Regions from separate parts of the Homo sapiens genome. Here all the other regions are linked to region 2. A link is a loop called in an ENCODE intact Hi-C map of the cell type or tissue named here. Cell type or tissue: PC-3. All regions are shown on one strand. Each heading gives the region's core, and the rest is flanking DNA. Links, peaks and the distances in the headings are about the cores only. Region 1 has its middle 260 kb from the start of KCNH8. Region 2 holds the start of LOC105376978 (a long non-coding RNA gene). Region 3 holds the start of SATB1 (SATB homeobox 1).

The links. Peaks named below come from ENCODE experiments on the same cell type or tissue, not always from the same donor. Only the 100,000 strongest peaks of a DNase experiment are listed, where the experiment ranks them.
Region 1: a loop joins it to region 2, with 10 times the contacts of the local background. A loop is called at or near these places in 7 of 110 quality-filtered maps.
Region 3: it touches region 2 in a loop (9-fold over the local background); 6 of 110 quality-filtered maps call a loop at or near these places.

The regions. Positions count from the first base shown.
Region 1 is chr3:18,882,654-18,893,111 of GRCh38, forward strand. No RefSeq gene overlaps it. Among named protein-coding and RNA genes, the nearest start is that of KCNH8, 260 kb to the right of the region's middle. In PC-3, for the core only: a CTCF peak has its summit at 5,907; no DNase peak of the experiment used is centred there; H3K27me3 peaks cover 852 bases.
Region 2 is chr3:18,982,851-18,993,308 of GRCh38, forward strand. The region is part of intron 1 of LOC107986066 (a long non-coding RNA gene); the gene reads left to right. It overlaps LOC105376978 (a long non-coding RNA gene), which reads right to left and starts at 7,142. Exons shown (of 4, transcript XR_001740610.2): 1 at 7,061-7,142; 2 at 2,358-2,457; 3 at 700-831; 4 at 495-587. In PC-3, for the core only: CTCF peaks have their summits at 5,961 (motif pointing left) and 6,163; DNase peaks (open chromatin) are centred at 5,341 and 5,961; H3K4me3 peaks cover 982 bases; H3K27ac peaks cover 336 bases.
Region 3 is chr3:18,422,512-18,432,969 of GRCh38, forward strand. It overlaps SATB1 (SATB homeobox 1), which reads right to left and starts at 2,828. Exons shown (of 11, transcript NM_002971.6): 1 at 1,116-2,828. In PC-3, for the core only: no CTCF peak of the experiment used is centred there; a DNase peak (open chromatin) is centred at 1,030; H3K4me3 peaks cover 3,373 bases.

The sequences.
Region 1 (10,458 bases), core at 1,697-9,696, 100 kb before region 2:
TGCCAGAGGTTTTTGTCTCTGCCTCTTGTGCTATCTTCTTTTTCTCTCTCCATAGGACAAGCCACGTCTCAATCTTCGTTAAAGCCCAGATCTCTCCAGAGTGTGTTCAATTCTATCTTTTCTTCCCAATCCATCTTGAGAAGCCTTGTGCAGTCCCTCTCTGGTGAATATTCTCAATACTTCATCTGTTTAATTCCAGCATTTCTGTCTTAAAACTCTCATAACCTGGCCATTAATCCTGACTCATGGCTAGGCCATTGTGGGGTCATCATTTTTACAGCTGTTGAATTTCAGAAATGTAATTAAGTAACTGAACCATCCATTGAAGCAGCTGACTGCTATTTGTACAAATACAGAGCTCCTGTGATTCTCCATCTATTACCCTACCAAGTTTGTCATAGATAAACATAATTTTTCCAGTTCTTTGTATTTTTCTATTTGCTTTTACCCAAAGGTAATATAACATGTTTTGTTACATTACTTTTTTCTATAAATAAAACTTATATTAAAAGTCATTTCTTTCTTTTTAGACAGTTTCACTGTTCCACCTCCAAGCTGTATGACTATTGTAGTTTACTACTAAGTACTTTATACAGTGCCTCTTTTGAAATGTGATTTGAAGAAACTTAGGACAAAGAATACGCAATTGACTCTTAAATAACCTGAGGTTAGACTGCATGGATTCACTTTTATGCAGACTTTTAAAAATAAATATATTGGAAAATTTTTTGGAGACTTGTGACAATTTTCAGGAAAACCTTATAGCCTAGAAATATCAAAAAAATTAAGAAAAAGTTAGGTAAGTCATGAATGTATAAAATATATGTAGATACTAGTCTATTTTATCATTTACCTTCATAAAATATATACAAATCCATTATAAAAAGTTAAAATGTATCAAAACATAAACATACAAACAGATCTTACATGGTGTCATTAGAAATCAAGAGAAGTGTAAACAACAGCAAAGATGAGTATTAAGTCACAACTGCATAAAATTAACTGTAGTACATAGTGTACTACTATAAACATTTTGTAGCCATCTCCTGTTGCTATTGTGGTGAATTCAGTGTTGCAAGTATCCAACCACCGATGCTAGTTATCTCAATGTGAGCAGTTCCTCTCTCCAGTAAGTTGTGTGTAGCAATAAGTGATCTCCCCCGTTCTCCTGTATTTTTCATCATGTTTAGTGCAATACTTTAACCCTTTAATAACACTATGGGACCCACATGAAGTGCAACTAATGATGCTTGAAGTTCTCCCAAGAAGCAGAGAAAAGTCATGACATTATAAGAAAAAGTTGAGTTGCTTGATATGCACCATAGACTGAGGTCTGCAGTTGAGGTTGCTTGTCATTTCAAACAGATGATATAAATTTACAGTATTGATAAATACAGTACAGTACTGTAAATGTATTTTCTTTTCCTTTTGATTTTCTTAATAACATTTTTTTCTCTTCCTTACTTTATTGTAAGAGTACAATACATAATACGTGTAACATACAAAATATGTATTAATCAACAGTTTATGTTATTGATAAAGCTTCTCATCAACAGTAGGCTATTACTAGTTAAGTTTGGGGGGAATTAAAAGTTATACATAGATTTTCAGCTGTGGGAGGAGTGGGTGCCCCTAACCCCTGTGCTGTTCAGGGTTCAAGTATATATCCACAAAGAGTACGAAAGCAAAAGAGGAAACTAGTTCTGTGGGGAAATGAAAGAAATGATTAAACTGAGCATAAAGATCAATACAGTTCTAATGAAGGAGCAAATTTAGCTAAGCTGTCTAGCATCTGTGCATAAAGAAAATATGATGGTTGGTCTATCCTCTATATTAACTGAAAAAAGAAGGCATATTAATTCTTCAGGGGAAATATAGGTTTTCCTGGCTAAGTTCTAATAAATGTATGGAATGTAACACAAGTCAGAGAGGTACATGATAAATAATGTCCTGACAATCGCTCTATAGGGAAAGCAGACAACTCTTTCTTGTGATTACTGTGGTAGAAGCTGAGGATTTAGCATTAAATTAGTATGAAGGAACAAAGAGCACATACTCTGATTTCAAATAATTTTCCCTTGGTTTAAGTTCATCTGCATATAGAATTTAGAAAAATTTCAAAAGTGTTGTGTAACACACACTTTTATTTATACTATTTTTACAGCAAATGGTACATGTTTATGTAAAAAAATAAAAATAAAATTAAATTGCATTCCTACTGATATGTCCCCATACCACCATTTAAATTTGTTATGTATCCATTCCTTCAGATTGTCTTCAATGTTTTTCTCAACCCCTTACACATATATAAACATTGAGCTTTATTTTTATAAATATCATACTATACAAATATTCTTTAATTTGCATTATTCCTGCAACATATTATTTCTCTCTTACATTCTAATTTCCAATGGCATTATTTTTTCTGGCAAAGCTTTTGATAGAATCTAGAGGGGAAAAGGTAAAGATAAACTATTTTGACAAGTGGATAAAAACATGGGCTTTAGAATCTGACCTTCTGGCAGTTATGGCTTCCAGGATCAATAATTGTGTAATCTTGAACAAATAAGTGTATCAAATTAAGACTCAATTTCCTCATCTGTGAAATGGGAGTGATAGTAGTACATAACCTCTCTACAGTATATTCAATAAGATTAAATAAAATACATGCAAAGTATAAAAACAGCACCTGCACAGAGAAAGAGCTCATTTTAAGGCCTTTCAATGCTGACCTTCTAGATTATTGACTGAGGGGAGCATTATGCTTTAGAAACCTAACTAGTTGATGGTAGGTATGATGTTCTATTGAGAAACTTGAGAAGGGCACTCCACCCCCACACAGGTTCCTCAAATAAAGCTCCATTTTATCCTGAAGGGAGACTTGGATTTTCTCCAGAATCTTTATAAAAATTTTGCAAAAAGACTCATCACCCTAAACCACCAAATATGGCACCAATAGTTCTGAAGTGAACAATTTTCAGAGATACTCAGCCCCAGTCTGCCACAAAGTGCAAATGCAGTGGGGGTCGTCCTCTCACTGGCCTCAGAGGACCTCTGGCCCAGCCCAGGTGGCTCAGAAGGGCCAGTGGGCACTGGGCCTGAGAAGACCCCCACCTGCTCACCCAACGGCAGCTCCTGCCAGCTCAGCTGGGCTGGGCCTGGGGTCCCTGGGTCACCACATGGCCCCCTCCCACAGGGCCTTAGAGGCCACTTCTGCATCTCTGGCACTTTCTGTTGGAGCAACACGGGTCCCTCCATCGGGGGATGGATGCGGCCGCCAGTGTATTCCCTTCCCTGAGAGTGGGGCCTCCCCAAGAGCTGACTCTGCACCTCCTCCTTAGCCCTCATGGGGCCCCAAGACATCTGAGAGTGTTGGGTGTAAGTGCGAAATAAAGAAATCCTCCCAGAAAAAAAAAATTATCGGCCTCAGAAAAGGAAATCTCAAAATGGCCCCATGGGGTTACTAGTCACAGTTGGTTAAGATTTTATACAGAGATGATCTCATTTGACCCCTATGAAGACTCTGTAAGGTGAAAATTATTTTGTAACGAATTTTAGCACCTCCCATGCCCTTTATGTGCAGTTTGACTTATTGAAGTTTTTGGACTCTAAGGACATGGAAGTAATAAGACATCCAATGGACTGTCAGGACTCTGAGCTCATTTGAGTCCTGCTATGCTCAATCTGGGAAGCTCATACTGGTGTACAATGCAGCAGTTTACAAAGCAATCCCAATGGGGTTGTGTACTAGCTGCTTGTTTGTTTGCAAGTGCAATTCCAGATGTTGATTTTTCATCTAGTCATCCCTTGCTAGTTTGGTGTCGTGTTGCCTTAGAGACGGTTTTCTCTATGTGTTATCTCTTGACAATTGATGTCAACCAGAGTCTTGCTTATCATCATGTGGAGATAGAAGACAGAACCAACAAGCAGTTGGACATTTTCTTAGCTCGTCCTGCTTGGAATTTCCTTCTCCAGAAGCTTCCTCAGGCCGTGTTTTAACTCATGGTAAAATATAGCTCATGTCGATTTAAAAAAAGAAAGCTCAGACATCCAGAGTAGAAAGAGTATCCGATAACCTTTTCCTCCTTACTTTCTTCCTTTTATCCTTCTCCCTCTCCTCCTCTCTTCACTTACCCTCCTCTCTTCAGTCCATTCCATTCCATTCTAGTTTAATCTAGTCTAGTCTAGTCTAGTCTAGTCTAGTCTAGTCTATCCTCCCTTACTCCTCCCTTTCCCATCTGCCCCCTCCATCTCTCTCCATCTTACACATTAGTACACACACACACTTAACTTTTCCTCAGAAATCTCAGCGCAAACTCGTTGGAAATGCTTAAGGCTAAATCAAAAGTGAATAAATGTTTCCTTTACCAGGAACTTTAACTTTTTCTTTGAAGTTTAATTTAGTTCCTGAATGTTAAAGATGATATATTTGATATCTGTAAATCTGTCTGTACTCGTCTGTGCATGTGAATATATATACATGAGCAAAAATGAAAAAAAGAAAATAAAATCCCCCCAACTTCTGCTTTGACTGCAAGATTAGAGGTTCTAACTTCTTGATTATTCCTTAACAAGAACATTTTAGAGAAATCAGTATCTTTTGTCCTCATTCCATATAGATTACTGCAGTTTGCAGACAGCCCTTTTTGCATATTATGTAAATAGAAAGTTACATTAACAACACTGTAGGTAATGTAGGAACATTTTTTTAAATTTCTCTTTTTTTCTTATAGAAAGAGCTTCTGATTAAGAGCTGTGAATGCTGTTCATATTTAATTCCTTGCTGACTCCCGAAGTACTGTCTGGGATGCCTCAAATACTTTTTGTAAAACCATTAGTATTTGGCACTACCCATCCCAAAAAGATCACAAGTTAGCCCAATGGACAATGTAGAATTTTGAATATATCCTGCTCTGAGTTACCTAGGTGAGAGTTAAAGTGTGTGTGCTGGCAGGTGGGTTATCAAAATAAAATCTAACATCCATAGGTAGCATTTTTATGTAAGTGTTGGGAATATGAGAGGTGGTGGGAGGAAGCAGAATCTCAGAGCACTTCAGAGCTGGATAAATAAGCTCTAACTTCAACAGAGAACAGGAGGGAGTGGGAGAGGGAAAGAGAGCCTCGATGCTCTTTACAGGGTGTGTCAAGTTATACAGACACAAATAGAGTCAGCGTTTTGGTGATGCATGCTATGAATTTTGAAAAATATTAGAATAATGAAATGCTGCTTGGTAGCTGATTACAACATATGATAGGTTCACAAAGAGATGCATAAACCTATGCTAAAATTTATTCCAAGGACAACACAACAGTAGTTAAAAAAAATCTTCACTTTAGAGTGACCTTAATTGTTACTGGAAACAAAATATTCAGCCTTCAAAGTACATTGGTGGCCCTGGCCCCTGACTCAACAGAAACTCTAGAGACAATGTCCTGCCCCACCACTGACTTTCTCAGGTCCCCAAAATCTACAGAAGTGAGTAATCTACCAGCTTTCCTACAAATACGACTTCCACCTTAACACAGAGAAGAAAATTGCTCTGTTGAATTCAGAAGAAGTATCTGATTATAGTTCATAAAGCTACAAAAAATTATATGGTTTCATCAGTTTATGAGACTGTCTCACCTTAAGAAGTCAGTAAAATTTCTCTCCTTGAGAAAATAGAGTTTATAATGTTTCTATACAATCAGTGTTGAATGGATTCCTCCATGCTCGTTTTGGAAATGTTTGTTGTGATAACCTGTGACACAATTTACTTATTGTTGTGGCAGTAGGAGTTTAATGTGATTGAAAGCCATCAAAAGGCATAGCATCTGAACGTCAAACATGACTTGTATCTGTAATTCCCGACGGCGATTTGGATGCCTGTTGATTCTTTTCCTCATTCACAGTGATTTTTTCCCCCTTTCCACTAAGTGGCACTGTGTTATTTGCATTTTTCTGTTCAGGTCAAAATATCCAAACATTTGGAATGGTGGCATGAAAACCAGTTTAAAGCTTTGTTGTAAATTTCTACTAAATAGATTGGGATAGGAAAAAAGCAGCAATTAAATTTTTAAATTTTTATAAGAAAAAATCTTCTATGAAGCTTTCTCTTTTCTGTATTTAACTCTTTCCCACTTTTTCTTTCCAAATTCATTAGCCTCCAAATAAGCACACCATATTATATATGTCGAAGGAAGTTTTATTTAGACTTATAAGGGCTGATCTATTCCCATACTGTTTAAATTAATGTTCAAAAAAGAATTCAAACCACATTCTAACATTTGGACTATGTAAGAAGGAAACAGATTTTTTGGGGAAAAAAAGATGTTGTTTTAGCTAGGCAGAATGGGCTGTAGGAACATAGACACGTGCAGACTGAATTTCTAAATGTGTGTATTATCTGATAAGATCTGTGCTGCTCATGTGTCAATTCAGAAAGTAAATGAGTACACGAGCAGATTTTTTTCTTTCCTCTTTTTTTTCTCTCTATCCCTTCCTTTTTTCCTTCCTTCCTTTTTATTTTATTTTATTTTTTCACTTTTTCCATTCTCCTCCTTCCTTTCTTCTAATAGTATAGGATTTACTTTTATCTCAGCCACCTGCAGCCTAAGGCTTGGAAACATTCTGGTTCTTCACTAACTGGTGACATTTCAGACCAAATTAGCCCCAGAAATGCAAGGTGACTTTAATAATAAACTAGAGCTTTGAAATAGAATAGCCTGGATTTGCATCAGGTGTAACATTTTGAGAATTCAGTTCTGATTACCCTCTCCAAATACAACACACCATTGACAGGCAGAATGCTCTGTCAGGTTGGCATCTATACAACCAGCCTACATTTAAAAAATCATGAACAAAAACAAAGTTACTGACTTTGTATGTGAGTGACCACCTTTAGTTTTCATTAGAACAGATTTTTCCAGTTTCTCAAGTGCAGCAAAAACACTGCCAGATAAAGAAGCACAGATACAACCTTAGAAAGAACTGTGAGGCCAGAATTCTGCGCATGTATGTGACTCTGTGTGTGTGTGTGTGTGTGCGTGTGTGTGTGTGTGTGTGTTGTGGAGGGTTCTTTTTGAAACTAATATATTACATTCCAATTAGCCAGCTTTTAGCAGTTACTTTCTTTGGTGTTTTGGCTTCTATTTGTAGCATGTATGGTAATATACTTTTTCTCATAAATGAAGTGTATTTTTTAATTAGAAAAATAAAAGAAATTAGCCAGAAAAATATCAGTCTACCTTTTTTAAAAATACATCACCTTTTAGAGAATAGCACCACTCTGTCTAGAAGATATAATACAAGATATAATAGCATTTTCCTTTAAAACTAGCTAACATTCAAGAACAGATGAATTTGTAGACTTCCTCAGACAAATGGATCGCAGAGAACCTGGAACAGCATTGAAACCAGCACCATGCCATGAGCTAGTGTTACTGGGGAGGGGGAACTGTCCCAATGTCTTCACATGAAGACAAAGGCTAGTGAAGTGGTGGCGAGTTGGCATGCTTTCCTTAGCATATATTAGTCCTTTGGAATAATCTTTAAACCAAAAGAACTGTATCAGGGACATTTTGGTTTATTTACAATAGACTTGTGAAGAGTCGCAAGCCATTATTGGATTCAAATGAACCCAAGTAACCTATTTAGTTTTCTTCAAGTTAACGTCTCCCAAACTTGCTTGGCCTTGCATCCCTTTTAGTTAACCACATGTATTTCACTCCCAATGGACTAGTTCGACAGTCAAGGTAGACTATATTATACTGACGTAATGAAGAGCCTCCCAGATGTCAATAATTTATTTCAATAAAGATTTGTCTGTTTCTTACATCATGATCCATGTTCAGCATGTCCTTAGGGATCAGCAGGAGTGCTGTGTTCACGGACCAAAACTGAAGGAAGAGCCATCATATGAAGCAGGCCAGTTGCTGTGCTAGAGGGAAAACAGAAAGCTCAAGAATATTCCACCCAAACACCAACCTCTAGGTGCTCTGAATCCGAGGTGACTCACAGCACTTCCGATCACAATTAATTGTGCAGAACTAGTCATATGGTTTCATCCACACACAAGAGGACAGGAAATGTAATCCCAACATATGCCCAAAAGGCAGAGATCCCAAAATAATTTGAGAACAGTACTAATGACTACCATACATAGTAGTTTTCAGAATATATTTTAAGACTTCCTGGACAACTTATTATGTCTCTTACATGCTCCAAATCTCATTGTTGTGCATTTTTCCGAGATCAAGTAGAGTTTTACCCGAGAGAAAGAGGAGATATGGCAATCCAACACACTGAAAATACTCCAATTACATGTGAAAAATACCTTTTTACATTTGAGCTTCATAAAAACCCTATTATATGTGTTGGGCAAAGATTATGATAAGCAATTTTTTTCATGAGAAATTGAAAGGTGAGTGAAATTACCCTTCTGAGTTGATATAGTATTCAAATGGTTTTTGTAAATCGGAAGGAAACACTGGGAGATGGGAAATGTTAACAGGTTCAAACCCTGAGACAGTTGAGCTAGCAAGAAGTATCACTGCAGTTCAGTGTTATTCTGAATTCAACCAGATTTATCCAGGACTGGTACCAGGGTTGGAGAGATTATTGAACAAAAATATAGTGAGAAATAAAGCTCACTAACAAAAATGTTAAAAAAAAAAAACAAAAAAACAAAGTTTTGGTGAGGTGCCAAGAGGTGACAACTTGCTTCATAAATATCTTGAGAGCTTCTGGCCACTCAAAGCAATGAACACTGAATCATTAAAGAAAAAATTCATGCAGTGACATCAAAAAGAAGATTTTAACTTGCCATTTCAGCCTCAACAAGGACAGTTAAAAGTCAAATAAAAAATAAATTCTGCATTTTTAATGTGCTGTTGGACTCCTATTGAGGAAGATAAATTCTGATTTATTGTTGTCTGCCTCAGAAAGAAGATGGCAGCACAGAATGACATTTTATAGCTTTGTTTTGGTTTGATAGTGTAGGTGGGGGTACCAGGCTGTGGGAGAGGGTATGCCATGACAGACACTAGCAAGCCACAAGCCACATCTCATTACCCATTTCACGTCCTGCCTCACCTCCATCTCCCCCAACCCCTAAATCTACCATAATTAGTCTTGTGATGCTTACTTTGCACCAGCCACACGCCTGAGGCATTATCTCCTATCTGTGGTATTATGTGCTGCAATCCCACAGCTAAATGTGGTAACCCAAATTTCACAGAGACGCTGTAGCAGGCTTGCTGAGATAACCCATCTTCGTATGTGGAGTGCCAGGTCACACGGAGCCTGTAGGCTTGGAGTGCTATGGATGCTTTGTGTAGCTTCTTCCTACGCACCCTATAGCTTACCCATCCTTCCAGAGATCACAGGAACCCTAAATAGCAAATATGGCATCCTAACTAGAACACCACCTGTTTTGTGCAAGTGTACATGGGCTTCTGCCACCCGGCTGCTTCTCTCTCCCTCGCTCTCTCTCTCTCTCTCTCTTTTGGTGGAGAAGAGGCAAAGTTTAGGGTCCATCTCTGTTGTCTGCTGACTAAATATACATAAAACTGGTAGATATGGGCTCATTGTCTATCCTCAGGCCAACAGTACCTGTGCCACCTACACAAACACAGTGACCTACATATATCTCTCACATATGTTCCTTTGAACATTTTACATATGCTTGCAGGTGCTGGGATCCTGGGCAATAAAGATCATTGTTTGACAAGCCTCTTTGTTCCACATTTCAGAATATCTGTGGCTTTTTGTTGTCAAAAGAGATATATTCTTTTGTCTCTCTCTCTCTCTCCCCCTCTCTCTCTCTCTCTCTCCCTCTCCCTCTCCCTCTCTCTCTCTGGTGTGGGATTGCTTAGAAGCATGCAGGTTTTGACATATGCTTTTACCCGAAAATGTATCTGCTCCTGCTGCTTTATTGGACCCCCTAATTACCTGTAAAAAAATAATAATAAATTGGGCAGGTGTTTGCTCTTCCAGTTGATTAATTGACAATGATTTCACTACAATTGACGGCAGAAAGCTAGGAAGCTGTGGGTTGGGGTTCATCAGCTTGAGAGGACAATTTACAAAAAGCTAAAATTGCCTGAAAACTGTATGTTTTTCATTTCAGGCTTGGAAATGTCTTAGTCCCAGTATTGAGCCCTGTCACATATATAATTCTCTGTTTTATATACATGAAACTCTGGAGCTGATAAAATGAGCTTAGAAATTTTTTTTTCCCTAAGTGAAAAAGATCACCCAGATCAGTCACTATTATGTGTTGAAAGAAGTGCATTACAGCAGGAAGAGTGAAGTCTGATGTAAACTTGCCCATGCTTTTTCACTATGTCATTGGTGTTTTGCTTTTCAATTTACCAGTATCAGCAGCAGTAGCAGCCAGCCTCAGATGGTCTCTGAGGACCATACTTCCTAGAATATTAGCATAGTGAGGTTGGGGGGATTCCATATTAATTTTTTTA
Region 2 (10,458 bases), core at 1,548-9,547:
CCTTCTGTCCCAGGGTGTGTCTAGAAATTCCATCAAGGAGCTAGGGCCTGGAATCAGAGGCTTCAGGTGCTTGCTGCCTTATTTATTGTGGCTAAGCTTGCATCCAAGTTGCAAGACAAAGTCCTCTTTACTCTTTTACTCTTTACTCTACTATCCTCAGGCAGAAGGAGTCTTTCCCTGAGCTGCACTTCCTGGGGTTGGAGGAGGGGTGATACAGGAACTCCGTTGGCCACCCCATCTGGTGTCTCACTGGGTCACATTCACCCCAAGTCCACTGGCTCTGAGCCCAGTGCAGCACAAGGACTTGCCAAAGTTCTGCAGTCCTTGTGGACTGCCTTTAATATTTATTCAGGACTCCATGGCACTTTAGTTTCTGGTGGTGGGGCTAGGCAGAACTCGGGTTCTTGCCACTGGAGTGGAGGAGTACCCTCTGGCTGGGACTGGTTTAAATGCTTCTTCCATGGTCACTGGACAAATTCTGCCCTGTGCTGTGTTCCACTGTGACAGGGCAGGACTGAGTTTCAATACCAGTTCCCACAATCATGTCTCTCTCCCTCACCCAAGCATACAGATTCTCTCTTCATGAGCTGTCAAAAGATGAGGACAGAGTGGTGTAGGCAATGCAAGACTGTCCTTCCTGCCCACTTCAGTGCCTCTTCCCTTGATATAATGTTAGAACCAGGTAACGTGATCGCTTACCTGATTTTTGTATCTTATGAAGATGCTTTCTTGTGGGGATAGTTGTTAAATTTGGTATTACTGCATGGGAAGAATTGCTGGATTGTTCTATTTGGCCATCTTGCTTCCCCCAAATTTCCCAATTTTAAGTGCCTATAACAAAAACAGCAAAGTAATAATAACTTGAGAGAAAAAAAAATCAATGTCTAAACTGAACAGATTCTGTCTATAGGCCAGATTTGGTCCAGTGTAAGCAGGAACTCTAGTCAAATTATCTGGGTTCCAATTTTTGCTCCAGGATGTACTAGATATGTAACCTCACATGAGTTAGTTCTGTTCCTCAGTCCTTAACATATAAAGTGAAACAAATAGCACCAACCTCCTACAATGTTTATGAGATGAAATGAGTTTCTAATATATTTCCATGTTTCTAAGACACCACTGAATATAAGATGCATCGTTTTTTTATGTGCCCCTAAGAACGAAAAGATGGCTGCTAATTAACCTATGACACAATGCTTTCTTATCACTCGGAATTGTTGTTTTATAATTATTTAAACAGCTCTTTCAGAGTTATTTTCACAGTAATTTTTATCATATGTCACTCATGGGCATATATGTGTGTCTGTGTGTGTGTGTGTGTGTGTGTGTGTAAGAAATACTAAGTGAAATAATTTGGTTTGTATTCTTAAAACCTCCCCACATTATTAGCCTGACATGAATTAGTTTTCCATTGTGATTTAAACACAGTATTATTGTTGGTGCTATTAGCAGCACTGGTGATGTAGCAGTTAAAAGAGTGCTCCCCATTGTCTCCTGGAATTTTTTCTAAGTCACTGAAACCATAACAAGAGTTTTCATGTTGGCACTTTCTTGATCTTACTAGAAGATGTCAATGGAGAATTTTCAAACAGAAAGACTTGTGTTGTTTCTTTAAATGGTCCTTAAGTTAAAGATTGTTGACTAAACATTCAAAGGATTTCAATTGTTCAGCCACTCACCAAGAATAACAACAAAAAATGTTTGTGCATATACAAACATCAACAGCTACATAATCACTGCTGTTTTTCTGAGAATGACTGTCAAAATTTTATTAATTAGAAGATATTTTTGATTTTCCTAGTTGATAAAATGTAAAAAAGTTTATTTGAAAAGCTTTAAAGAAATATCAAAATGTTTGATAAATAAAAATAAATTTTTATAGAGAAAAAGGCTAGTCTTTTTACTTAAGTCTCAGCTCCATCATATATTATCTATATGGCCTTCTTTAAGGCATTGACCTTTTTATCTGTAAAACAAACATAATTTGACTTGCAATCATTGTATGTGACTGTGTACATGGGTGAATGGATGGTCATGTGTACAGCATCTTGTGTATGTCAATTCAGCTATCTGAGTCTGAGGTTTGAAAGAACCAAAATTGGGGAAAGAAAGGAACATCAAAAGATTCATGAATTAGATCCGTTTGGAAAAGGCAGACCAAATTTAAAAATTTCATCAAAGAAGAAAATACAGATACGTAATATTGGTTTTGGCCAATAAATGTAACCTGTTGAGAACAGAGGAGAAAAGTTGATGAGGAAAGAGAGAAAATAGCTCAAAGAGAGAAGCATATGCCTGCATTGGACATTCTGGTTGGGTGATCTCAGAAAGCTTGCGTCAAGGTCCATTTGTCTGACCTGGGATGTGTGGTCACACAAGTCCAGGAACAGTCATTGTTTGTGACGCTGAAGACTCAGGGGCCTCCTTTTTCCATTAAACTGGATTCCAAAGTCCCTCCTGTCAGAAAAAAAAAAAAAAAGAAACACTGCTTCAGCTTTTTTGGTTCTTATTTACAAATTGGCCTGTTGGTCTCTTCTTATCCTAAGCTCCTGAAAGTATCTGGACTTAGAAAATGAGGTCAGTGCCAGAGAAAAGTAAGGCAGAGGGAGCAAGCTACCTCCCTCCTGCCCCACATCCAAGGATCACAAATGATTCAGAGAGCTGAATAAGGCATTGTATATTTCATTTACAATGATTGTACAACAGCTGTATAATCGATGTTGTTGAAGTTATGAATGTTGCTCAGAGTGTAGCATAAATGTCCACAGTGAGCTGCAAATGTGAATAAGAATGGCCCTGCCTGCATAGTAATTGGTATTATTACTGGAATGAATGGGAAAGCCACATATGGATGAATGGGTGGGGCTACAAAAGGGTATAGCCTGAGAGACAAATGGTAGCTTTTCTTTTCTCTTATCCATGCCTGTTATTTCAAATAACCATCCACAGTGGGTGGAGGAAAAGGGATAGAAAGTAGGAATATAGTGGAGAAAGCGTGAAGCTGCTTATCTACTACTTTATATCATGCCCCTTCCTGTCTGCCAGTGCCCACACTTATTAATTATAATAGAGTATATCACACATCCCCTCCTGGAAAAAACAAAATCTGTCTGTTACAAAGGGTAGAAGGATAGACTCAGGTGAAGGGTGTGGGGGTGGGGGGAGACATAGGGAAGAGAAACACTTCAGGTTAATTGGAGCTGAGAATATAAAATACTCGTCTTAAAGTGTGTGCTTCAGTTATGAGAAGGAAAGTGTCGAGATCATAATGTTTTCTGTGCAAGATTCAACACAGCATGGGTGTTTTAAAACAAGCAGCAATCATTTCTCATGGAGAAATTATAAGCAGCAGCTCCAGGCTCAGGACAAGCGCATGGGAGAGCCGTTCTTTTCATTTCTCTAGAAAGGCACAAGGAGAAACACGGTAGTTAGCAGATGAGTCCCTTGAACCAAATGGCAGAGTTACTGACGAAGAGAATTATATAGTTCAATTTACTTATTGCTTTATTCATTCAGAAAGAAATGACACTGAATTCTCCTGGAATTTTACATATTAGGAGGGAAGAAATTTTGGTTTTAAAAATCAAACTGTCTGGCTTCTGCAGAGGTTGCAAAGCAAATTGGTCAACTTCATAATCAGGAAATAACAGAAAATTGTTAAATGATTTATTTGGCAAAGCTGGCTATGTTATTTCTTTTAGAGAAGAGACCTTTTCAGCCTGATACAAAAACAGCCTTTGCCCTGATAGACACAGTTTTTGTTTGCTTGCTGTCATCCTGGGTGCACCTATGTGGCATCTGAATCACTATTAGGTCTCTGTTTAAAGATTCATTTTTTTACCAGAAATAATTTCTCTAGAGTAATAAACAATGCACTGCATAACACCACTTTAAAAATTCTTAGAAATAACTGCAAGGAAATTAGTTACAATTATTCACATAGTTCCTCAAAATGGTAGCACATAAGAAGAAAGAGGGGTCCCTCTCACCCGTTTTTTGAAGACCATCTTTGTTTACTTCATTCCCAAGTATTAAGAGATTGCATGATCCATTTGCATAGGATAACTAACATATACCACATCATTTGCACGTCTGCAAGTACACGTGAGTAACCGTAATTACACGTGACACCAATTACTCTATTACTTTGTATTAAATTATAATGGAAAATTCCACTAGAGAATTGAAGCCTAATTGCATCTTAATTTGCATAATTTTGCATATTAATTACATCTCAGATGAATAATAAATTTCAGCAGATTTTTAATTTATGCATAGACACAAAAACAAGTGGAGAAATAATTTAGAAAAAAATACCAGCAACTATTACTTAGGGCATTCAACTAATTTTGCTTAGTTTAGCAAAACAAAACTTGGTTTGTTTAATATAGCATCTTTAGACTGATTGCTGTTTATTGCACAATATGTCAGTCTTGAAATATAGGTGCAGGCATGATTTTTCTTAATAAAAAAAGTGTTCAATTGTAGCATTTTAAGTTCAGTTTTTTATAGTTTGATAAAACTGTATTGGAGATAATATTGTTTCATTGGAAATATCTTTAGTTGTGATACACTTTGATTGAGACTTAATTTCTGTTGCAGTTATTTTAAATGCAGGGGATTATAAAAATAGAATATAAAAATATCTTTGTGAAGGAGATCACTAATAAAATATATCAAGTGTTTTCTTTCTTGAATTTACTATGAAGTCACTCAAGATTGTTTTAGTGATTTTTGCATGAATGATTCAGAGTGAGAAATTCCATGTGTTTCATTTTGTAGCATATAACAATTTAGAGGAATGGCTTTCAAAGATTACTACTATTTTCTGACTGTTTTCTTTGTTTCTCATTGCTTGCATGGTAAACAGTAACATTTGTTCTTAATTGCTAGAGACCTGGGTTTTAAATTTAGTCACCTTTACTTTGGATTTATTAAATAAACAGAAGGTATATTTCTCAGAGTTAATTAATGCATTTTAGTTACATAGCTGTATCTAGGTTGACAGTCGTTAAAAAAAAAAGAAAAAAAACACCAACTTAGTGTTCCTCAAATGACAATATGTAACTGAAAATTCACTCAGTGTTCCTCAAATGACAATATGTAACTGAAAATTCATTTCGTCCACTTCTTGCCTAAACCCAATCCATATTGCTTTATACCTGCTGCCACTGTTAAAGGATGGGCGGAAACCTTTAGCTCTGCCTCCACTAAGTCTAATACTATGATCATTTGCCAAATTATACAAAAAGAGAGGATGACACGTCCTAATAAATCAGGAAACTGTCAGGATTAATAATCTCAGCCGTCATCTGTTTTCCTATAAAAGCCCTACTGGCATCAAATATTTTCCAGTTTGTTTTGCAGTTCTGTTGGTGCAGAAACTGGACCTGTGCCAGCCTGGTGCCGTGCAACCTCAAAGAAGCCATTCTATATGTCTTTTATCGCATTAGTCTGAATTTCACAATTGTGCTGGTTCACAACGCAGTGAGCAAGAAGTCTTTACAACATATGTTCCCCTTCTCCGGTTACCAATCATTGTTACAATTTGCTATTTGATAGGCAACACTTTGAGCTTAAAGGCTTAGATTTGTCTTTGTTTCCTAATGTTTCAATATTTTCTGTTTGCATCAAAAAAGTTTGCCTCATTCTTAGGCAAGCTAGAACCAATGGAAAAATAAAAACTCACCAGTGCTTTCTTTATTACATGAATTTCTATTAGGTGTTTGACTCTGGTCTTTGGTTTCTGTTGCCAGGTTACAGCCCTAGGAACATCTTTGATTATTTGTATGTTTAAAAGCAGAAATAGTTTAGCTATCTAAAAGAACCGAATCGATGATTGCATGTGTTTTTTCACTTTTTTTGTTCAACCCTTTTGACCAGGTTCTTATATTAAAGAGAGATTTGAGCTGGATGAATGCCTCAAACCAACCCAGTCCTTCCAACATTTAAACAATGGTTCCCTCTTGTGGCTATGCTTCAATAGTGCGATTTAGGAAAGGAGGAAAGTAAAAATCTCGTGACTATAAAACAGATTTTGACAAGCATACTGTAGTAATCTACTTGCACCTTGTATTTAGAGGCATTCCCAGAACTCTCAAGTCTTTCTGATTTATTTTCAGTAAGGTGTAAGTTTTGGTGTTTGGGGTGAAAGAATAGCAAAGCATCCTGATGCTTATTTCCTGGTGGTATCAGAAAAATACTCTCCTATAGGGGATAGAGTCCACATTTTGGGACATTTTTGAATATGTTGAAGTGTATGTTGGAAAAAAGGCAGTTTAGGCTGTCTCTGTAGCTTTAGAAATAAATGTATAACTTCACTATTAAAAATATAAATGATTTCCTAAAGGAACATCCTAAGTGTACAATTAAATCTAGATTATGCTTGTCCTTTCAGATTTTATCCTCAAAGATCATCTGAGAGGGGGTAAAAATCTTACAATTAACCAGCTCCTCTAAGATGATCTTTCCAAGCATCTTTGATATATGCTTTTAGAAATTTATTTTGAGTCAGATTTCCCCAGGGGCCACCATCTTACACTCTCCGAATTACTGTAAATAAAGAGCATTCTTCTGACACCGCAACTGTAAACAGCCCACAAATACTTTCTGTCTGTGTTAAGCTATGTTCAGAACAGCAACAGACATGTCCCTTAAGTAGATTTTTTTTTTCTTAAGACTGTGTTTAATGTAAAAGTAAAGTGTCGTTAGTAACAGAGACAAGAATCTGCACCAAGGTCATATGACTGTATCTACAAAAGATTGCAACCATCCACGCAAGTCGGATGCGATGTGTTTCAGTACACTTCAAAATTCTGAGTAATAAAAATGCCAACTTTCAATTTTACTTTAAGGATCCTTTTGAAAGAATGAAAGCATTCGTACTTGTCAAGCCATTTTCAAGCCACAATATTTCTCATTCACCACAGAGTTTATTTATTTGGAAGTTTAACATGGAAAATGAGGTTCGGGATGGAAACGGACATGATTTCTGTGTGTCGAAGGAGGGTGATAGAGAGCTAGTCGTCAAGAAGCAAGAGTATGGCGATAATATAATTACCGACAACATATCACTTAGTCTTCTGATTCCAAATGAACTCCTTCCGTTCCCTCCCTCATTTAGCACAGGCTCAGGCACCAAGTTACAAGTCTCTTCACTTCATTGCCAGGGCAGCTCCGCATGTTTTGCTCATGAGCCTCCATTTTGTTTAGAAGTGCACACCTTTCTATTGTTAATAAAAACACAGGCAGTTAATTTTTCACTATTCACCTGCAAGATGAGTCACATCAAAAGCTCTCATAAGAGAGGAAGGTTATGTATTAAGGAAATAGGACTAGCATCAACTTAAGTTTCAGCAGATTCCAAAATTAAGAATGATTTTTCCCCCCTTAAAATAGTGAGCTTAAAAAGCAAAGTTATTTCCCATTTTGGTTCTCTGATGCCACTTTCTACCACGACTGGGCTTGGGAGGCACCTTTGCACATGCATTTCCTTTTGTCAGATTCAACCCAGGTCTGCTCTGAAGCTTCCTGTGGATTTAATGCGGAATCCACTATAATTATTTCCCTTGGACTTTTTCCCTTTCTTTTGTTCATTAAAAATGTATAAGACTAGGCTGGGGGTAGTGGCTCACGCCTGTAATCCCAGCACTTTGAGAGGCCTAGGCAGGCGGATCACCTGAGGTCTGGAGTTCGAGACCAGCTTGGACAACATGGTGACACCCCGTCTCTACCGAAAGAAAGGATACAAAAATTAGCCAGGCGTGGTGATGCGCACGTGCTGAGGCATGAGAATCGCTTGAACCTGGGAGGCGGAGGTTGCAGTGAGCCAAGATCATACCACTGCACTTCAGCTCTATCTCAAAAAAAAAAAAAAAAAGACATGATTAAATGAAACAATGACCAGGAGATGTTCCTCCACAAATGTGTAGTGATTGATTACCCTCTTGTGGGTATTAAAAATGTCCATCAACTCGTTTTTTTATATGATCTGTACCATCAAACTGTTAATTGCTCCTTGCATTTGCTCACTTTTTGTCTCTGCTTCTGTCTCTCTCCCTCTCTGTTTGTCTGTTTCTCTCTTTCTTGATGAGATTATCAATGTAATTCACTTGCACAGGAAAAATAAAACCTAAAAAGCCAATTGGCTCCTTACCTTCCTCCTTCATTCTCTTAGGAAATCACAGAGGCACTTGGAAGTTAGCAAAACAAAGAAGGAAATAGGGGAACTGTAACACAGAGGAAACCAGAATTTAATGATCCAGTAAAATGTCAACCAAATATTCAGGCTTTGAGACTGACACTTATTTGCCAGCTTTTTATTAATATTTTGCCAAAAAAAGGTGAAAGAAATCCTGAGGATTACCTTATATTCTGACCATTGTTTAATAAAGAGACTTTAGCAAAAAAAGAACAGGTAGAACATAATCTCAGAAAGAAAAAAAAAAGACATCCTTTTCCATTAGCTATATTTAGTTTTTAAAAATCATCACATTTATCTCATTTTTCTTCTTTTTCTTCTTTATGCTTTTATCAATTAGATCAGCTAAACTTCAATATACAGTAGTGCTAGTCTATAGACCAAAATCTGGAATGCACAAGCTCACTATTTGTTGTTCTTTAGAGTCCTGGTCAAATTTACCTCTTTCAAGAGATTCTTCTTGATTTCCCATGTAAAAATGAACAGTTGTTTCATCTAAGCTCCTATTCATTATTTTATTTTCATCTGTTTTATTTTGAATTTTATTGATACTACACTTACCTCCATCTCCAGATTGTAAACTCCATGAGGTCAGGAATTCTTACTACTTATTCATTTTTTAAGGAGCACTCCATAAATGCCAGTTGACCAAATGAACCCAAATCTGACAGAAAAATATATGATTTATGCACGAGCTGGTTTTTCCTTCCACGGAGCAATAACTCCTGGTAGGCACATAGAAGGGGGGTTAGGAATGTTAGGAAGGGAAATTGATCATCATGCTGGCAATGGCACAGTGCCTAAAAGGAAGATGTAAATTCTCCAAATTGTTCTCTCTATTTACATATGTGTATTTATATATATGTGTGTATGTGTGTATGTGTGTGTGTGTGTATTGAGGGTTTAACTTCCAATCCCCAGATATGTACACACATATGTAAATATGCACACACACATTACACATATATACATCAAGTTACTGGAACTTTGCTCTAATTAAGAACACAACCTGAAGTTTCAATATGGAGAGGAAAATATGTATTTTTTATTGGCCTTGCTCTTGGTTAACCACTTTTATTTTTCAGATTCTCTTTGCTAAACCTGATTCCTGGTGTGCTATGATACAAAGATCTGTGGCTGTCATGGGGTTGCAGATTTTAGCATTAGAAAGGTGTTAGGAATTTATCTGTCTCAGCTTTCCAAATGTATGGAACAGGAAATTGAGACCTAGGAAGACAAAACATCTAGGTCTTCTGACTTGCCAGCCAGTGCTTTTCCCACTCAAACTATTAAATTGACAGAAGGGAAAATCATGTGGCAATTTGTGCTTTTAAAACAGAGAATTTTTAGAGGCAATCTAATTATTTTTATATTACATTAAGAAAGGAAGAAAGGGAAGAAGAGCGAGGCACCAAAATCAAGAAGGTAAGCTCTTTGGAAAACCTGGTTTTCATCAGCTGGTCATAACCTCTGGAGCAAAGACTGGGCCCAGAGGAATATTCCGGACTGATCTACTCTTGGCAGAAACTGCTTTTTGGGTGAGTAAGCCGCCCACTAGCCTTTTTTTTCTCCCATCATCTAGATAAAAATGAGTGTTTAAAAACTGTGCTAAAATTTTCAAAAACACCTTAAAAAGATTCCATTACTTAAAGTGATTTGGATAATTGTGTTCAATGGTAGCCATTATTTAAAAATATAATTAGTTGCTGAACTCAGAGAAGGAGGGAAATTTCTGCAGGTGTTTCTCATTATTTGCTATGCATACAAAATATCTGCATAAATTACCATTATTATTCCAATGTATACTAAGAGACAATAAAGCATTAGCAAGCAAAGAAGAATGTTGTTGACCCACAGACTGTGAGAGAGAGGCCTGGATGCACAGTAATAGTGTGTTGGCCTTCAGTGCTGTTGCTGCACATGTGCAACCGCATTCAGAATTAAAAGAAACAATTTTGCACCTGTAACAATGTTACATATGGAATGTAACTCCATCAGAAAGATATTTAAAATAGGGAAGGGGGCAGGGAGAAACAACAAAACAACTGGAAAAAAATAAGGCTATAATTGTTTCAAAAGGTTGACACACACTTAAACTAGGTATCTTGGATTTCTTTGAGTTTAAAGCCCTAGTAGAACAGACAACTGAATGTTTTTAAGTATGTGGTGCATTTGCTGTTTTTCTTTCATTATTGTTAGGGTTTGATGGCAATGTTATTGTCAGTATGGTCCAACAGAACTCTCTACAATGATGGAAA
Region 3 (10,458 bases), core at 712-8,711, 560 kb before region 2:
TTTTGGTTATGAGGTTCATTAACAATAAATGTGCCTTTTTAAACCACTTTTTAGCAAGATTACTCTTTTCCATTATATTAAACTGCAGTCTAAAGCCAAAATTAGAAAGAGATGATTATTAACTTATTCAAAACACTCTTTATAACGTTTCATGTGGATAACACAGAGCTTTTTCTGAAATTGGTTGCCTCATCCTAGAGCAGAAGATGAATTTTAAAACATATGATTTGAAAAGAAAAATCTTTAGCCCTTGGGGCAATTTAAGAGGAAAAAAAGGGAGGGGGTGTAGACAACAGCATCAAAGTTAATGCTATAAAACATATTAAGTAATCATGAGGCTTAACAACACTAGAAACTGTACAGCAAATGAAAGTGATACATTATAATTTAATGTATTGACAATCTAAAGTATCATATAGGTCATGAAAAACTGTCCTTTGAATACCCACCTATAAGCATCTATTAAACACTAAGTCGTGGTGTAAAAAGCTTTACATTACAAACCAAAATTAAATGCGCATAAAACACCCAATTTACTCATTTTAACTCTATGCCCGGGCTAAAGTTCACCAAACCTCAGTTTGGGATTGAAAAGAGCAACCTCCAACAGGCCTGCTTGGATGACAGCAGCAGGAACTAACTATGGTCTCAACAGATGCCAGGCTGAAGAGTTTCTTTTGAGTTACACGTTACAACCCATTTTAGTGCAATGTCTGGTTGCCACACAGAAAGCAAGCTACTTTCTGAAAATCCCATTTATCTGCCCATAAACTAAGACCATATATGATAATTACTGAATAAAACAGTGAACTCAGTAACAACAATTATTTCCTTTAAAAGGAAAGAAAATCTCGAAATTCTAGTTTTTTAGGAACCGATTTTTTGCAAAGCGAGATCCTTTTCAATGAGTTTCTAGCTGGATCGCCTCCTTCGCCCCCACACAACCCCATAATCACATTTTAAGATTGTGCCCTTATCCATTCCATATGGCCGGCACGATCCAGGCCAAGCTTTCACTGTGACCTTTTAAAGAGACAAAGAAGCAAAGTACTATCTAGAAACAGAAACACTGCAGTTTTACTGAGTGAAATTAGCAAAACCGACCTGAAACTCACCACTTCAAAACTTGACAGCACATAAATAACAAAAACAAAGGAGATTTCCTTTGCAGCCCGGGTTCTTGAAGAGAAGTTCAAGACTGATGTTTTCTATGTCCTTTTTTTTTTTAATTAAAAAAAAAAAAATAAAAAAGCAGCAGACCTGAAGGCGACTTCCCCTGAAATTGTATTATTTTCCTTTCCCCTACCCCCGCCCCCCTAAGCGGGGGAAGGGCAGAAATAAACGTCTAGAAGAGTAGCCATGAGAAAGGGGTTTAAAAAAAAAATCACAATTCGAAAACCAACATATAGGGGTTTGTAAAATGTCTAACCTCAGAGAACAGGGTTTGCGATGGGGAGGAGGGGAGAGTGGGAAGCAGGGAGGAGGAAGAAGATAAAATTGATCTGACAAGTGATTCGTTGGGGGGAAATCGTAAAAACAAAGCAAAACCCGTTATGAGCTGTACACTGTGATGGTGCTGGGGAAACGACGTGGTGACTGAGGATTCTCTTAAAAAAAAAAAAATCACTGCGGACAAGGTCTCCAAAAAGGAAAAAAGGTCTCTTCGCGTCTCTCCCTCCCTCCTGCTCACTCGGGTTCTTCGGTGTGAGGACAGAAAGTCTACTTCTGGCTGTCACTTGCAATATTATTCTTCAATAACCCCGAATAACGCGCATTGGGAAGGCCACCTCGCCTCCCTTCCAATCACCCCCACCCCCCTCGCCAACAATCGCGACTAATATTAACAAACCTTAAACTTTTCCCCACAGCCTCGCACCCCCAACGAGGGCATCTAGCGGGGGACAGCGAGGGTGGGGGGCAGGGGGTCGCGAGAAAAGCCCCGGAAAGGCACTAAAATGCCACTTTTGATTCTGCCCTCGCTGACAACAGCCGCAAGGACCCTCTCCCTGCCCATTGACGCGGGGCTGTGAGCGTCTGGGGTCCCAGCAAGTGAGGAGAGAAGAGGTTCGGGGGGAGGGGGAGGAGGAGGAAGATCAGAAGGCACCCCCAGCCACCTCCACCGCCTAGGCAGCGACAAACTCCCCGCCCCCTCCCCCCAAAAAGTCGCCAAGCTCTCACTCGTCCAGAGTCCGAGGTAAACAACGAGCACCACAATGGCACTAGGACTTTGGGGGAAAAGAAACCCAGAAACCCCGACAAAACTGATCAGGAGTTTCCCGAAATGAAAGAGGGGGGCGGGCAGCGTCCTCTAGAGTCGCCCTGGCTTTCGGCTGGGCCCCCGGGCAGGATAGAGGGCGGCCGCGGCTGTTGTTGTTGTGACGAGGCCGGGTGTTGCTGGGTGGCACAGGGAGAGGTGTGTGTGTGTTTGTGTGTGTGCGTGAGTGTGAGCGCGAGTCCCCGGACGGGGCTGCTTCTCTCGCTCTCTCCCTCGCTAGCTCTACCCCTCGCTGCCGTCTCTGCCCCCATTAAATTATTAGTTGACTCATCCCGGCCGCTGTCGCTGCCGCCGCCGTGCCCCGCTCGGCTCCGCGCGTCCGCCCGGGCTGCAGCCCTCTCCGCCGCTGCTCCTGCTGCTGCTGCCGCCGCCGCCGCCGCTGCCGCTGTGGGTGCCTCTTCTTCCTCCTCCTCATTTTAATACAAAATCACCCCGCTCGCAGCCCCAGCCCCGAGCACGCAGCCTCCTCCCGGCCGCCCGCCGCCGCCCGGAGCCTTCCCCAGCGGGGCCGGCTCATCCGCCGCGTCCGGGGAACGGGAGCGAGCGAGAAAGTGGCGGCGGCGGCGGCGGCGGCGGAGGAGGAGGAGGGGGGAGGAGAGGAGGAAGGGGGTGCGGAGCCGAGGAGGAAGGCGGCGTGGGGGGGCAGGGTGCACGGAGCGGGCGGAAAAGGGATGGGGATTAAAACCCGGGCTGGAGGGCCGGGATTGGGGGAGGGGGCGGGGGCGGCGAGTTAAAAAGCCGAAAGACAAGTAACTAGTGAATGAGTGAGGGAATGGGGGGAGCGCACGATTTCCGGCCCCGGGCGCGCAAGAATTTGTAATGAGCTTGATTAGAGTGAGGCGGCCCGACATTTATTACACACAATACCCAGAATAACAGGGCGCTGTGCGAGGGCTAGCGCCGGCCGCCGCCAGACGCGCCAGGGAGGGCGCAGAGGGGAGGAGGAGAGGGGGCTTCCCTGGCAGCGTCCGCCGGAGCGGGGAGGGGAGCGCGCGGCGCGCGGGCGGCAGGGGCAGGTGTGTGAGTGGGAGGGAGGAGGGGCAGGACGGGCAGGACGGGCACGGGGGGCGGGGGGAAGGAAAATGACGGGGAGGAGGGGGCGAGGGCCAGGGGAGAAAACTAACCAACCACCCACACGCCACAAAAGCCACAAAAAGGAGTACGCCTGGAGCGTCGCAGAGGGACAGGCGAGGTGGGGGGACAGGGAGACGCACCGGCCCCGTGGGAGAAGGGCGCGGGTACGCAGGTGACAGGCGCTGAGGAATGAGGTAGGGAGCCATCAGGAAGTGGCTGGAGGGGTACAGACGGAAGGCAGTTCTCTCCGGGGAAGCGCGGAGGGTGCAGAAACGTGTACAGCAATAAAGGCCAGGAGCCTCGAAACGCTCGGAATGTTTATCCTCTAAGGAGGGTGGTCCTTAAACTATGAGGAGCCAACATTAGAAAGAACTGAGTAAGAGCGTTCTGTACTAGTCAGACGTTGGTTCAAATCGCCCTCACTTCTGAGCCATAGAATACTTTGGAAGAAGAAATACGTGGCCGAGTTAAACAAAATTTGGGTCACTTGAAAGAGACCTGACTTGTTATTATAAAGGAAAAGATGCCATCATTCTTCAAATAATTTACGCTAGGCAAAAGAGGAAAGTTTGGGTTGGTAAATACATCTGTTGTAGCAATAAACACTTCTGCTGTAATCTAGGGTAGGTTACCCAGTTAGATAAATGGTCATTACCACATAAGTATGATCCTATTATTTAGACAATCTATTAAATATAGTTCATGTAAAAATAAAGAATATTACAATGTAACCCAAAATAGAAATGCCTCATTTATCGCTTAGGTTTTAGTTCTACCATTTTAGCACCCTGAAGGCAGTTAATCATTAACAAAAAACAAGAATTATTTTTCAGAATTTGCTGGTAGGGAAAAGAGAAAAATCAGTCAGATAAACATTTTGTTACACATAAAAAAGCAACAAGTTAGCACAAGTACTGAGATAAAAGGGAAATTTGCAAATTAAGCTCTGTAAAGCCACCAATACACTCTTAGGCACACTGTTTACATTACAAATCTAAAGAAAAGCCAAAAGGTAAAGCAGAAAAGTGTAGGAAATGATGGCCTCCTAGGGGAGAGTAAGTTTAGGAGAAACAAAATGAAAATATATCACTCTAATAGCACCCACGTTTCACCCACAAACCAGAAAGGTTAGCCAAATCTGGGAAGGCAACCGTGAATCTTGGCACACAAACCCAAGCCTTGAGCAAAAGAATGAACATGTGATAAACAGAAAACACAGCATCAAAAATAGGAAAAGAAATTTAAGGCAAATTTTTAGTAAAAAGCCCAAATGATAGTAAATTTTTAAAAGTTAAAATGTGGGGAAATCTGAAGGAAGATATGTTAGCTAAAGTATAAGAAATAGAAATATGGTAGGTTAAATTTGAAATTTCCAATATGGATACTTTAATAGTTGCTTCAAACTAGTAATGCCTGACATGTTTCCCTGAAACCTGCCTTGTTTTCAGTAGGGACTGTGCACTCTAGTGCCTTGTTGTACAAATTTACAAACAATAGCAACATTTAAAAATAAAGAAAAATTATAGTGGTCCACACACACACAAATGTAATTTAGCCAGGCAATGTCACCTCAAGCTGAATGTTTTTTATAAAAGAAAAGAAAGCTGTTGGGCAAAATAAAATTTAAACTAAGAGAAAACACCACTAAACAAAGATCACGGGAAATATCAATATTAAGATAGACTGAAATAAAATATTGTAAACATGCTTATTACATCATTTTACAGAAATAAATAAGACAAAATGCCATCTGAATGTTTTACCCTCCTAATGACCTGGTGAATGCTAATATAATATGGGAATTAATACAGCAATCCTTAAATTTGAATAGCACCTTTTATCTGAGTCACAAATCTATTCAAAAACACAAAACATGAAAGTATGTAATAAGGACTGACATGGCCTTGGAAAATGATAAACAGAATAAATGAGCATAAAGGCATCTAAGAATGACTATATTATAATGAATAACAATATAGCACAATAAACTTTCCCTCAAGCACATTTTTTATTCCAGAACTATAAGAAATGACATAAGTAAAATGGCACATAGAGGTTAATGTACTAGTGGTATACATCACTGATGAAATTAATTACTATATATTAACTACCCTTTAGAATATTTCATTATAAGCCACTGAGTATTGGCCAGTGTAAAGCCAGATAAAAATAAATAACAAAAAAAGAAAGAAATTTGTCTTAGTCTGTTTTCTGTTCCTTATAACAGAATACCTGAAATTGGGTAATTTATAAAGAAAAGGAATTTATTTCTTACACTGTGGAGGCTGAGAAATTCCAGGTGGAGGGGCCTCATCTGGTGAGGGCCTTCTTCCTAGTGGGAGTTCTCTGCAGAGTCCTGTGGTGGCACTGGATATTACATGGCAAGGGGCTTGAGTATGCTAGCTCAGGGCTCTCTTCCTTTTCTTACAAAGCCAACAGTCCCACTCCCATGATAACCCATTAATCCATTAACCCATTAATCCACGAATGGATTAATCCATTCACAAGAGCAAAGCCCACATGATCCAAACACCTCTTAAAGGCCCCACCTCTCAGTATTGCCACATTGGGGATTAAATTTCAACATGAGTTTTGGAGAGGACAAGTATTCAAATAATAGCAATAATTAAGAAAATACCACCTTCCTAGGCATATGTGAACATAAACTATCACGGCAGGAGGAAAAAACTTCAATACAGGGATCTTATATTAAGCAATAATGATGCATGCAAGTATTGAAGAAAGTTAAACTTTATAAGTCTGGCCATCAAAATAGAAAACCTCAGGAACATAAAATATTGCAATTCAAATACATGAACTATTTAACATGTGGATGCACATTTAAAACAGAGTGCATCAATTTTCTATCACATGAGAAGGCATTATCCTGGCTACACACAAAATTTTTAAAAACTTAATGAAAGGACTACTGCATGTTTCAGATGGCAATGTATTAAGATAAATATGCAGGCAGATATCCGAACGCATTAAAACACATTCAGAGTTCTGAATAGCACATACATTTGTAATAAACAGAGAAAGCATTTAGAATTCGAGTGCTTTTAAGATATAGCAACTCCGCCAGTGACTGTGTTAGCAAAGCAATGCTTACCACCATAACACTTTCTAAGGACATGTTTTTTTTTCTTTTTTCATCTTTTTAAATTCAAATACAGTTGGCTATCTCTACACTCTTAAAGCAGCACAATTTATGTAGCATATTGCTCTTTTTGTCGTGTCAACTCTTTGTTTTTTGGCTTTAGCTGCAGGTGGTGTTTTCCATATATGAATTTCTGGGAATATGGTTCTCTGTTGGCCATATAAGGATGTGTGTCTGAGCCATATGTTTTGCTGTCATGTGTCTCATTTTGTCTGTCTGGGATGTCAGGACCGATTTCTGCATCGTTTCCTGAATGGACCAAATACCAATTTGAAAGAGCAGGGAGGAAGAAGCTGGGGCTGCAGCCCAAACAACTTTGTCAAAATATATATTGGAGAAGAAATGCAATATCCTGTAAACATTGCACGCTTCTTCTCACATATTATCTGTGACCGACATCATTACAACTGCATACAGTTTGGGAAACAATCTACTTGTTCAAGTTCAGAAGTTTGCAGTATTTGTATGCACAGAGCTTAATCAGATTAAGATCCTACGTCTTAAACAGATCCCACTTCTTTGGAGGTCATGGCATGGCACATGCTAGCTGCCCTACTCTGAGAGCTGTGCCTCCTGCAGCCAACCTGACCCAGCCTTGAACTTGGGGAAAGGAAGCTGCCTCATGCTTTTCTTGTCTAGTTAATAATTAGAACTCTGATTAAACTCTCTGACTAATTATGCAAGAAGTTCTGGCCCCCATTATATACCCTCACAGAATCTTGTATTTCTCCTTTGAAACAGTCATCACAGTCTTAATTAATTAACAATTTGGGTAATTACTGGCTTAATACATGTCTCCCTTACTAGACTGTAAGCCCTATGAGAGCAGAGACTGGGTGTCTTGCTCACTGCCATATTACTAGGAATTTATACAGTGTCCTTGTAATATTTATATTATAAATGAATAAATGGGAACAAAAGCTCACAGTGTCACTTGCAACCAATTTCCACTACAAATTGCATTGACAGTTTTTTAAAGTGATTGTAGGAAGAGGGAACATTGAAGAAGGTGGCTATATCATTTAAATTTGAATTAATTTAAATGAAATTTATGATTTAATTCCTCATTCACATTTCAGGTGCTCAATAGCCCCATGTGACTAATACTCTAATAGCGGACAGTGTAGATTACAGAACACTTCCTCACTGCAGAAAGTTCCATTGGACAGTGCTTACCCTAGAGAACTCCTTTAAAAGACAACTAAGGGAATCCAAGACCTGGCCAGGAGGAGTCTTAGAGGTGCTAAATGGCTTTCAGACATTCCAATGACATCTGAGTCAAGATAATTTTCCATTTTAGAATTAGCCTGTAGATCTGTAAAGTTGCAGGAAATGATACCTGTATACTGCTAAATACAAATTTAAGAACTTTCTAGACATGTCTGTACTTGAAAGGGTTCTGTAATACATTTTAAGTAATGTGTTTACTCCAAAAGCTGCTTTCCGTGAACATTTAAGTATCTCATAGGTGAAGTTAAAAATCACAGTCATTCCCACCCTTACCCCTGTACCTATATTATATAAGCATAGCTACCCTTAGAAATGCCTCTCTGGAAGCATTAATGTAGATACCTACTCGAACTGGGAGGGCATCCAGATAACAAATAATGATGCACTGCAGAGAATAATGGCAAAAAGCTTCAAAATGTTGCAGGCGAGTTAAAGGAGTGATGATAATGAACTCTAAATATAGGGTTTAAGGATTTTTTGGTTTTGTTTTCTTCCCCTAAGAAGTTGAGTTTCAGTTTTAGCTAGAATGATAGCGATCAAAAGTTATTTCCCTAATTACTTGGCATAGATGTAAATACAGAGTGGTAATTCATGATACAGTTTTAATAGACAAAGGTCATTATAGTTGAGGGGGAAAAAACCCAATGTTTATGTTTGTTTTGGGAGATCTGGAGAGGGAAAACGAGCAGCCATTGCAGCTGGCTTCTGGAAACCGACAGGATATCTGGGCCTTTTACTCAGAAACAATACTGTTTCATTGGGAACTTCATTGGAAAAAAATCTTTTAGCTACCTTTCCTTCCATGGATGTCAGTATGGATCACTTATTTGACAGGGCACGGTGGTAATAATTCCACCAAAATTGGTACCTTTATCTGGACCCAGATCCAAAATCGAGTAAGAAGAAGGAAGGATTCTTGAAATTGCCCTAGAGTCCACAAAGATGCCTCATTTTTTTCCTGTAGCTCGTGGAGTGCCCTTCATGTCCCTTCTCACTTGAGGACCTCCTTTCTGCTATCTTCTTTAACGTGCAGCTTGATTTCCCCTTGTCAGTCCGAAGCCTTCTCCAGTTGTTAGTTATTTCCTTCTCCATGCTCCATCACACTGCCTGAATGCAATGTGACATTTCATATCTATCTATATGTCTGCCTCTCCAAACTGCAAGACTCTAAGCATCTTGAAGGTTTACTCATGTATATATTTCTGCATTCCCTTTGACAGTCTTAGGACGTAAAACCAGGTACTGAGATCACAATCCAGATGTCCAGGCTGAACCCCACTGCAATTAAATCAGAATGGCTGAGGATGAGGAGAAGACATTCAGTTTTTTAAAGCTCTCAAGGTGATTCTCATATACAGCCAGGTTTGGCATCTACCAGGTTAGGTGATGTTTTAGAGACAGAGAATCAAATACTCAGGACATCTCTGAGGTGGTTTTTAACTCACTCCTGGAGTCACTTGGAAAAGCTAACCTGTTGTATGAACCAGCAGTAGACCAAAATTTGAGAAATGTATATGTGGGCAAGCTACTTGTTTCAAATTTCTAAAAAGGCAATAAAAGTGGGGGCAGGAAGCTACTGGATCATTGATTTGGCAAATAAATACATGCTATTTGAGGAACCATAATAAACTAGCATTTGGGCACTTGTTTGAGATTTACTGGGGTGCCAGAAATCCTGTGCAGGTATGTTATTTATCATGATAGACATTAAGTGACTAACCACAAAATTATACATGGAAGTACAGTTCTCAAACCAGTCTATTATTTACTGGAGCCAGAACCATCCAAGTTTCCTCTAATTCTTTTTTCAATATAACATGATTTTTCTCTCAGACAACTGTTCAACCTTGAGTGGGCTTCTCTTTGAAGGGCTGAAAACTGTTCAACTTATTTCCAGACTGTCACTGCACTTGAACAGAACCAAAGTATTTAGACTGTCCATGTCAAGGAGCCAACTGCAAAGCATCCTAGACCTAGTTGCTGTGCCTTTAATATTCTCAGAAAGCTCGAGGTAAAATCCTCCAATTTTTAATTCCGGTGAAATCGAACAGCAACTGTTCCCAATCAACTTTTAACCAAGATGTACATATCAACCAAATTTCCTTAGTTGATATGAATGTTATTTCTAATCTTTCCTAGCTTAATTGGAGGGAGAAAGAATTCGCGATAACAATGGTCCTGAATCCTTGTCCAGGTCATTTTTGTGGCAACATCAGCCAAAGGCAATATCTGATATTGTACTGCTATGCCCACCACCATAAGGCACTGGACGAGGCATTGTCCGTTGGAAGGAAAGCCACCATCAGAAACAAATGCTTCACACCTGGACAATAATTAAATACTACTGTAACACTTGAAATTTGTTGAAGTGAAGGAGAAATTAAATTCAAAACTAAAGCACATTGTATTTGGGCTGATAGAAAAAGAGTTGGAAACAAACTGTGGTGATGGTTGCACAACAGTGTGTATGTAATTAATGTCACTGAATTGTACACCTAGAAACAGTCAAAATGGCGTATTTTTTAACACATATTTTACCATATAAACATTTTCAAAAAAAAAAAAACAAAAGCAAAACAATCTTTCATGTATGCCTAGTATTGGCAGATATATAATACCAGGAAAATATCATGCCAAGCCTCAGAGAAACAATGAGCTACATCACATTGAACAATCCCATCCCCACCCCAATCTTACATTGCTTTGTCCTTACCTGCTA